2 separate regions of the Homo sapiens genome follow, and region 2 is linked to region 1. Evidence: chromatin loops called from intact Hi-C (ENCODE). Cell type or tissue: HepG2. All regions are shown on one strand. Each heading gives the region's core, and the rest is flanking DNA. Links, peaks and the distances in the headings are about the cores only. Region 1 has its middle 660 kb from the start of NLGN4Y-AS1. Region 2 holds the start of NLGN4Y (neuroligin 4 Y-linked).

Region 1 (5,385 bases), core at 124-5,123:
GACTGGTATTTGTATTTTTAACATTTTAGGCTACAAAGCAATAATTTTTTTTTCTTTTTAAATTTTAGATTAAGTGGGTACATGTGCAGGTTTTTTACAAGGGTATGTTGTGTGACACTGAGATTTGGGGTTCTAACAATTCCATTGAAAAATGATACTTTATTGAATCCATAAATGTGTGCAGAACTTTAAAAATCATAAGTGATTAAGCATTAATTTGTTACTTTACTATTGAATAGCATCCATCTTTTTTGGTGAGCAGACAAAGAGGCCCTGCCTACCAAAATAACAAGCGTTTGCTTAATGGGCATTAAACATTGCCTTCCTGCCGGCGCCGTGGCTTATACCTGTAATCCCAGCACTTTGGGAGGCCAAGGTGGGCGGATCACGAGGTCAGGGGATCAAGACCATCCTGACTAACATGGTGAAACCCCGTCTCTACTAAAAATACAAAAAAAAAAAAAGATTAGCCGGGCGAGGTGGCAGGTGCCTGTAGTCCCAGCTACTCGGGAGGCTGAGGCAGGAGAATGGCGTGAACCCAGGAGGCGGAGCTTGCAGTGAGCCCAGATCACGCCACTGTACTCCAGGCTGGGCAACAGAGCGAGACTCCGTTTCAAAAAAAAAAAAAAAATTGCCTTCCTTAAGACAGCACGATTAATTATCGCATTTAGAAGCATGCCATCAAGGAGAGGCAGCTCTGAGTTTTCCATGCTGCGACCAAGCTGATAAGTGGTGTCTGACTTATGAGGACAGTTAGTCAATTTTTGGAGTGTGGATTTTAAAAAAGTGATTTGGAGGCAAATTCATAATTACTTCCTTTCAGTATAACGTTATTAATCTTGGGTAGCTGGGAGAATTTATGGAGCTTGTCAGCTCTCTCAGGTGACGATTTTTATAAATTACCTAATGTTTGACTACCACTCCCCCGACAATGGTAGTAACATTCATTAAATTGACACCTAGTTTTACAGGCAGAAGTAACCTTGGGACAGTCAATGTCCAATTTTTGCCTGCGAGCTTTGGAGAATGCGAGAGTGAAGGCTGTATCCCCCCGAATGCTGACTCTGTGGAGCAGGGATCCCTGGCCCCAGGGCCGTGGAATGGTACTGGTCCGTGGCCTGTTAAGAACCTAGCTGCACAGCAGGAGGTGAGCAGTGGGTGAAGGAGTGAAGCATCATCTATATTTACAGCCACTACCCATCACTCTCATTATCACTTGAGCTCCACCTCCTGTCAGGTCAGTGGCAGCATGAGATTCTCACAGGAGCATGACTCGTATTATGAACTGCACATGTGAGGGATCTAGGCTGTGTGCTCTTTATGAGAAGCTAATGCCTGATGATCTATCGTGGTCTCCCATCACCCCCAGATGGCACCATCTGTGGTTGTAGGAAAAGAACCTCAGCTACATTTTGGTGAGTTGTATAACATTTTATTATGTATTGTAATATAATAATAGAAATAAAGTGCACAATAAATGTAATGCATTTAAATCATTCCAAAACCATAAACCCTCACCCCAGGTCCAGGGAGAACTTGTCTTTGACAAAACTGGTCCCAAAGACTGGGGACCACTGCTGTAGAGTATGAGGAACACTCTCTAGTAATTATAATCCCAAGACTGTGCTTTATGTGCATACAATGTAGAATGATTACATCAAATCAATTAACATATCCAGCACCTTATATACTTCTCAGTTTTTGTGATTAAGAACATTAAAGCTCTGTTCCCTTACCACATTTCAAGTATACAATGAATTACTATTAACTTCAGTCACCATGTTGTAAAATGGATCTCCTGAACGTATTTCTGCTGTCTAATTTAAACCTTGTACCCCTTAACCAACATCTCCCCATCCTTCCACCTGCACTCTCTGCCCCTGGTAACCGCCATTGTACTATTGTTTCTATGAGTTCTTAAAGTCAGTATTTTGAACCTGTTAGATGCACTCAATCATTGACAGTAGATTGATAACTAATCTCAGATGCCTAATAGTTGTCAAGAAATGACTTTTTAACAAGTGGGGACATATTTGACATTTCCTGCTGTTCCATTGCCAGTTAGTTTTGAAATCAAAGACCTGGGTCTGAATACCTGTACCATGCATGAGATCCAATGAATATGAAAGTAACCAGAGGAGAAGAAATAGAGAAAGCTAGTTACCACTTTAATGAGAAGGACTAGAGAATGACAGTTATCAATTTCATGAGAAGGACTAGAGAAAGCTAGTATCACTTTCATGAGAAGTTTGTTAGGAAAGGAAAGGGGAATGTTTCACTTGAGGTCATTTAGAATTAAAAGAATTTTGCAGGAATTCAGTTCTGGAATATGTTTTTGGAGTGGAGAGAGGAACCTATGCCAAAGGACAAAATCAAAGGCAACAGTAAGGAGAAAACCGATGAACTCAGCCAACACAGGCAATACCCCTGCTGCCCATGACGCGGCAGCAGGAGTACATGAGGCTGGAAAGAGCTGACATTCCCTTCATTGTATCTACAGCTAAACATCTTTTCCTCCAAATTAGGTTCAATGAAATATTGTCCAACAAACACCAATGGCAGCATCACTGAATAGAGAGACAGCGTATCTCAGTACCGGCAGCATCACTGAACAGAGAGATAGCATGTCTCAATACTGAAGCTCGGGTAGCAATCAGTCAATCAATCAATCAATGGAAAGGGCAAAACTATGATGAAGAACATTCTGATTTTATGTGCTTTGTGTTAACAGAATTAATTAATGTACTATACAAAAAATCTTTTGTCTCTTTCTATATCCATCAGATGTCCCTGAACCAGCTCAAGTATACCAATCAAAATAAAGTCTCTGTTGTTTCTGGGCATGGTGGTTCACATTTGTAAACTCAGCTCTTTGGGAGGCCAAGGTGGAAGGATTGCTCGAGGCCAGGGGTTTAAGACCAGCCTAGCCAACATAGCGAGAAACCATCTCTCAAAATATTTAGCTAAAAATGGTGGCACATGCCTATGGTCCCAACTACTCGGGAGGCTGAAGTGGGAAAATCACTTGAGCCCAGGAGTTTGATGCTTCAGGGAGCCATGATTGTGCCAGTGCACTCTAAACCGGGTGACACAGCAAGACCCTGACTTAAAGTGTGTGTATACACACACACACACACACACACACACATATATATGTATGTATTTACTTCCTTTCAGTATAAAGTTATTAATCTTGGGTAGCTGGGGTAATTTATGGAGCTTGTCAGCTCCCTTAGGTGACAAAATTAAATGTCGAATGCAATACTAAATCTTGGCCGTTTTAATTCCAAGGTAAGACTACTTTTCTTCCCTACCCTACCCCCAGCTAAGGCATGCTTTTTGTGGTCTTGAAATGGAGGGCACACACAGGGAAGTGACTGGCTTTCTCAACTGTCCTCCTCCCTCATTCGCCCTGCTGTGGTTACACATCTCCCCACCTGAAGAGTAGCAGGAAAGGAAGGCAAAAAGGAACAGAAAGTTCTTACGTCATTGGTACTGACATGAAAACATTTTAGGCCATCCTAAAAGGCATTTTCTTAAGTTCCTGGAAGCCAGCGAGCTGGATCGCCCCCAACTGCAACTCCTGAGAGACTGGTGGTATCTTCTGTCCCTCCAACTGATTTTCCACTGGTGCCTCTCTGATAGGGTCTCCTCCTCATCCCAGCAGATTTTGTAGGCCAATAGTCCAAATGGCAGGAAGTTTTCCTCCTGCTGGTCTCATCCAGTCATTAAAGTTATCTAGGCATGCATATTAGTTTGAAGGACTCTGGAAGTGAAAGCTAAATGAACACATCCCCCCTAGCCCATGAGCTCAGAAGTCCCTTTAGCACATCAGGCAGGGGTCAGGTGCCAGCCCCTTATGCCTCCAACAGATGCACAATTAAATAGCAACCTCTCTGAGGGGTGTCGCTGAATCCTCCATACTGGACTGAGGCCAAGAGACAGGCATGCCATGTCACTTGTGTGTATTTCATTTACGGAACAAGGAAAAAGAAAACCTAAACCCACTAGGGAAGAGGTAAGGATACAGTGCCACAGAAACCTCTTCATAAGTCCCACTTCTCTTCTTGCTTGAGGCCAGAGATCCATAGGGTTCCTGGCTATCTACATGAAAAATTCTTACAGGATGCCATTTTTGTTTGCATATCATTTGACCATGCTGTCAAATGAATATCCTGTTACCATAAATATTCCCCAGAATACTTTATCTTAATATGCGGTTCAGGGACGTTGGAGTCAGACAGACATGGCATTCTGATTCTAGCACCTACTAGCTGTGTGACCTCCAAAAAGTGCTTAATCACTTGTGACAACAGATTTCTCACCAGTAAGGCAGGCAGAAGTATAAATCCTAGGCCCCTCTAATCAATAACCCTTTACTGATTAGTATAATGTCCCAGTGCATGTTGCCTGGCAAAAAGAAATAGATGCTTCCTTTTGGCAATTTTGAGAGGGCAGAAGTGAAAAGATCTTACTTTACAGAGCTATGAAAACCATGGTACTTTAAGATCATGAAAAACACAGACTTTGGTATATGAATCTGCGTAGATAATTAATGAAATTGTTCAGGGTTGAACCTACCTGATGTTTGACATTCCTAATAACTCTGTCAACCATCAGAAGCATTGCACAGGAATCCACCAGCTAACACTGGGCATTCTTTGTGCTTAGGCCTCTACCTAGAAAGAGCTCATTAGAGAGACTGTTGGTAGAAAATCCTGTAGTCCCACTGAAGAAGGGCACATGCAATCAGAGATTAACAAGCAAAGACTCATTCTCAAAGACTGGGCATGCAGCAATTGCATGAGCAAATTCCTAGGCTTGATAATTAGGGCCCTGAATCAAGGAACAAGCATCTCAATGCACATCAGGCAAGTGGGATGAGAGCAACAAGGTGCTCACCGAAGGGTTCTCCTCTTAGCCATGCAGAAGGAACAGGCCTGGAGCCCCAGAATCCAGCTTATAGTCTCCTTATTGCATCATCCACAACTGCAAAAAATAATCTGCGGTGAGCTCTATATACATTCACAATGGGCTCAACTATTTTCTTCCAAGCCATTTGTCACTTTCATAAAGTCTAGAAACATTAAAAAACCAAATGTGCTCTCATATCTGTCATTTGGGGACCGTCCTTGTATTTTTTTTTTTTTTTTCTTGAGACAGAGTCTCACTCTCTTGCCCAGGCTGGAGTGCAATGGCACAATCTCGGCTCACTGCAACCTCCACCTCCTGGGTTCAAGCAATTCTTCTGCCTCAGTTTTCCAAGTAACTGTAACTATAAGCAAATGCCACCATGCTGGGCTATTTTTGTGTTTTTAGTAGAGACAGGGTTTCACAATGTTGCCCAGGCTGGTCTCGAACTCCAGAGCTCAGGCAATCCACCCA
Region 2 (5,385 bases), core at 235-5,234, 940 kb after region 1:
GGTAGATAGGCTGTTTTCCACCATCAACCTTCCACTCCTGTAGTGTTTTTATGAGCCTTTTATTTACTTATTTTTTATTTCATGTAATCACCTGCAGAGAGAAGGCCTTTTCATCTACACATTTATTCAAAGCCTATGAATGTCACAATGACAAACTGCTAGGAGGTATCGCCTTCTTTTTTTCTCATTCATGTGTGCCACTCTGCCCCAAGAAAAATGAGGAAGGGTTTCCTACACTGCCATTCACTTAACAAAAAACAGTGGAGCCTTTCAAAGTCCAAATGTAGGTTGTTTAGATTAAAATGATGAAACTGTAAAATATTCATTGACTGAATGGTAGCAGAGGGCACAGCAGATGACCTAATTGCCTCAATGGCCTGGGCTTCAATTTCCATTCTCACTTTCTCTAAATGACTGGGCAAAAGCTGTATCTTTGATTTAAAACTTGTAGCTCAGGGGTTTAAGAAATAAAAGGTGGCTATACAGAAGGCACAGTCTGTCTGAAAATCCATTCACATAATTAAGTAGGAGATGAAGACTCTCCTCTGAAAAAGTGTAGTACTCAGACAAAAACAAAAAACAGCAATGGATTTGAACTCAACTGAACATATTTTTCCCATTTAGGAATAGAATACATATTGTTAAAAATCAGAAAGTAGTATAGAAAGAATACATTCTGGTTTACAAACTAAAATTGTGTTGCTTAAACTTGACATTCACATCCTAAGACCGGCTCTCACCATATTTGGAATTTAAGTATATTTTAACCACATACGCCTGTCTTCAGAAGGAGGACATTAAATGACTTAAAATATTTTTATATTGCTACTTCATTTGAATGCAATATTCACAATATTCGCTCAGCAACTTGCATTATTGACAATATTCAAAGTTTTAGGAAAGGTTTGAAGTGTGGAGTACCAATTAAAATGAAAGAATGTTTAAAAAAGGTCATTCGGTCATGCACTTGAATGTTTACTTTTGTGAGATCCTTTTTTGTGGTGTAGAAATAAAAGCACAGTATTCCAAAGAGATTTTAAAGAGACCCCTGCACTTGTGAAAGCAATTCTCTGATGGCGAGTCAGTCAAAAGCTCCTGTCTTTGTGGAGAGACTATAAGCTTTCCACAAATTACTACACACACAAAAATGAAAAAGCCAAATTCACAAATTAAAAACAAATCTGTATGCTTACCATTAGTCTACATTCCAGGCCCAAAACTGTGAACTTTCAAATTCCTTCAAGTCTGCTTGTAAATTTTACAGCATCAAGATAACATAATTATCTACCTTATGCAGCCACTAGTCCCTTACCAAGTATCTGTTATATTCTTAGGTTTGGGTAAAAATCAGCTAGGTTACTGGTTTTAGGGCCTACTGTATATGAAGCATTAGTTTATTTAAATAAAACACAAAGAAAAGAAAAATTCTTTCACCAGAGCAGAAAACATCAAAGCAACTTTAAAATGGTATCCAAGCACAAACATTATTATGAATATGCAATTATCATTCTAGTGTTACACACACACACACACACAAAATCAAGCCTCCGATTTTAATCCACTGATTTAAAACTGATGAAGTAATTTTCCACTTCCTACAATGGCCCTGATTATGTTTTTACATGTCAAAGATACTCTTTAAAAAGACTACATACACACACACACACACACACACACAGACACACATACAGAAATATGGAATGCATGTGTGTGTAGAATGCATTCATTGCATTGTGTAATAAAATACCGGATTTCTAATCTGAGAAAATACATCCTTGCAGAGGTCTCCATGAAATTCCTATATAGCCATCCCCCAACCCCTTAACATTTTGCTCATTTCCACAGGAAAATCTATGCTAAGGATTTGATGGATTACTGCTAACATCTTCACCAGGGCCAACTAAAGGTATGAAATAATTCTCCACTCTCCAAATCTGCCCTCACAAAACTGTAGATTTCTTTGAGATCTGATTTCTCCCAGCTCTGCCATCCTCTAGGAAAAGGCTCAGTGCGTTCATTGAAAGCAATCAGGTCTCTTGTAGTTTCTGCCACTTTGTTTTCATCAAAGTCAGGTGTTTGCACCCTGGCCATTTAATTTCTAGTTGGAGAAGAAAGAAGCTATCCAAGGATTTCTGAAACACGCACTTCTATGTTGCCCGCAGAACGACCACACAAACTGGCAATTCCGGCTTCGTGGGGATAATGAAGTCTCCCTAAACTTCTTATTTTGTTTATTTTTCCTTTTCTTTGCTTTTGCCTCCCTCACATCACAGGAGCGACTGATTCTGAAATGGAAGCTTATGCACACCACCCCACTTTTAAGAAAATATAATGCAACGCGGTCTTATGTAAACCCTACGGGCAATGGATGCCTTCAAAAAGCATAAGATTGGAGTACACAGAGAAAAAAACATCCCCCACTCCCCACACACAAAAAAAATGAACAATAGAAAAATAAAATAAAATAATAAAATAAAAATAATATAAGCCATACTACCACCTTGTGGATTCAGCTCGCAAGGACGTCACCTGCTTAGTTTCAAAACCCCTACCCAACCCCCACCCCAAATTTCTTAATTTGGGTCCAAATGGTAAATCTGGATCCTCCGTCCTTGCTCCGGGCAGTCTCGCCCAAGCCCTGGGCTGAATTCGTGACTTGGGGGCCCAGTGCCCCAGCTAGCTGCAAGCTCGGGCACATCACCAGGCCCAAAATCCCGCCGCCACCTCCTAGTACCCTTCCACGCTGCCTCCTACACCGCCTTCCCCTGCATCCCCGAGATAGCAGCCGCACATACATGAAAAGAGGCCCACACCTGCGGTAAGGTGTGGAAGAAGCCAGAGAAAAGGAAACCGGGAAAAAAAAAGAAAAAAAGAAAAAGCCTTCTCAAGAAGGGGAGGGGTATGATGCGTAGGACATCCTCCGGGTTCACCTCGTTTTCCGAGCGAGACATTTGTTCCCAGGGTGGTCCTAGGCAGGCCTCTGGGGTGCAAGGGTTGCCCTGACGCCCCCGCTCCCGCTCCCGCTCCTCCGGGTACAAAGGGCCCTGTGTCTGGCGGCGACTAGGCTCCAGAACTGTACGCCTGGGCCCGGATTTGCGCGCGGCACGGGGCCTAGATACCGGGGGCGCAAAGCTCGCGACTCGGCTCACTAGACCCCCGCCGAGGGACCCCAACCTACCGGTTCTCCGAGGGGCGAAAGAGCCAGGTCAGGCTGGGAGGCAAGGGGAGGAAAGGGCGTCCAGGAGACCGCCTGAAGGATGAGAGTGTCCCTGGGGTAGATCGGCCTCCTGGAAAACCGCAGGCAGAGAGCGCCACCGCGGAGTGGAAGGCGCAGGCCGGAACCTGAACCTCTTGTCCCACAGCAAGCCCCCAACCCACTCGTCATCTGCAGCCCAGTGGCACCTACCTCCCTCTCCCCACGCCATCCCGGCCCGCGCTTCCGCAGGTCAAGCCAAGCCGCTTCAGGCGCGGGTTGGGTTGCCCCAGCCGTGGCAGTGGGGAGGGGACGGGGCTGAAGTTCACTCTCTCCCTGCTTCGTCTCACAGCCCCTAGCTCACCCGCCACCGTCTCTGCCGCCTCCGACTGTGCTCTTGGCTGATCTTCGCTTTCAGTTCCGCCTAGGGGAGTGGGAGGGAACGGAGCCGAGCTGCGCGGGAATTGGGAGGTGGGAAGCGGGGGAGAAGAGACCAGATGAAATCGGCCCGGGTCAGCAGAGAGCCTTGAGATGGGATGGTGCGGGAGGAAGGAGCGGGTGGTGGTTGCCTTTTCTAGGGCTGTGGGGATGGTGTGCCTATTGGAACGGATTCCTCAGACCCCTCCCCCATCCCTACCTTAGGGACTGGCAGACCCGCAGGCTTAACACTCCTCCGAACCCCCGATGGGAGAAGGGGTGTTCTTAGTGGGCACCGACTAGGGCTCCGGATCACCTGATACCTAGACCAGGGCTCCGGGCGCCTGTCTTTTCGGCTTCCAACTTTTCCGCTCCTCCGGAAAAGCGGGCAGTTCAGAGATGGTGCCGAGGGTGGCAGCGGCAAACCGCCCTGCACCCCCATCTAAGGTCCAGGCCACACTCAAAGGCTTCCGAAGAAGCAAAACCACCAGCTCTACCCCACTTTTGCGGCTTGCCTCACCACTCCCACCCACGTCGTAACCCACACACACGGGAAAGGGGTGCATGGATACCGCTCCCGAGTTTGGAGGAGCAGCACGGAGCTACAGTCATTTCATCTTCACGCGGGGTTTCCAGCGCGCCCCGATCTTTCTCCAGCCCAACCAAGCCATGCCAGGTCTAATCAATCACTTGGATTATTTCGTGCATCCCCCAAGCCTTATCTTATCCGAGGCCAGGAGATGAAGGAAGGGAAAAAAAAATCTCATAATGCAACCCCAACCAAGCTTTATTTCCCCTTTTCTCTCTGGTTAATGGCACCAACCCCCAACCCCAGCCTCCCAAAAGAAGCACCCCAGGCAGTGGTGGTTTTCTTAAAGAAGACGAGGGCTTTGGAGTGGGGAGAAAAGAGAAGAAAAGCCTTCCATGCTCACAGTTTGCAGAAGTCCTCCTGCTTTCGCCATCTCCAGCCCTGGCCTTTTCCCTCCTTTTCCCCTGTACTGCATGTATGTGTGTGTGTGTACATATATATATGTGTGTGTGTATGTGTACACTCACAAACTCACACATACGCATATATATGTCTGTGTGTATATATATATATATTTTTCCCCTCCTTTCCCCGCCACAGTCTTCCTTTAATTTGTATGGAAGGCAGCGCTACTTTTTAAACACACCGCACATGGCCCCAGAGCTGTTCAAACAGCTGATTGCAGCAAAATGCTTCCAAACAACATTGGTGGTCTGCATTTTTATTTTTAAGTGAAAATAAAACCAAATGTTCCTGTGGAGAGATTGCATGTAAAAGCCATACATCGATGTCCACATTCCCATCCACACCAAAGAAATGGAGCGAGACAGATGGGAGAGAGTCCAGCCCAAATTGTCCAATAATAATAATAATAAAAGGAAAAAATAAATAAATATTAGATGAAATGAAGCTCAAATATCGCCAGTGAGGCTTTCCCTCCTTTGCTGGAGAGCCACTGCAAGTCAAATTGTTTAAACGGCTTTTTAAAATAAGGATAATAATATGCGAAAGACACGTCTTAAAACTGCACCTACCTTAGCTGTGGAAGACCTGCATCGCCGTTAAGAGTTCTTTTTACACATCCAAATTTTTCTAAGGAACCTGAAACGCAGTATGATTCAGGAGGATGTATTGAAAGCCCAGGCGCCTTCCCCTTCGGGAACCCCCCAACTAGATTCGCTCATCCAGAGGAATGCAAGAGCCACCAACATTGCCGGGTTTGGAGGAAATTCATTGTTTCTGCTGT

What was found. A loop is a pair of places that touch in the nucleus more often than their neighbours do. Peaks named below come from ENCODE experiments on the same cell type or tissue, not always from the same donor. Only the 100,000 strongest peaks of a DNase experiment are listed, where the experiment ranks them.
Region 2: a loop joins it to region 1, with 26 times the contacts of the local background. A loop is called at or near these places in 1 of 110 quality-filtered maps.

What each region holds. Positions count from the first base shown.
Region 1 is chrY:15,464,132-15,469,516 of GRCh38, reverse strand. No RefSeq gene overlaps it. Among named protein-coding and RNA genes, the nearest start is that of NLGN4Y-AS1, 660 kb to the right of the region's middle. In HepG2, for the core only: a CTCF peak has its summit at 2,438; no DNase peak of the experiment used is centred there.
Region 2 is chrY:14,522,730-14,528,114 of GRCh38, reverse strand. It overlaps NLGN4Y (neuroligin 4 Y-linked), which reads right to left and starts at 3,586. Exons shown (of 7, transcript NM_001365588.1): 1 at 3,407-3,586. In HepG2, for the core only: no CTCF peak of the experiment used is centred there; no DNase peak of the experiment used is centred there; H3K4me3 peaks cover 2,672 bases.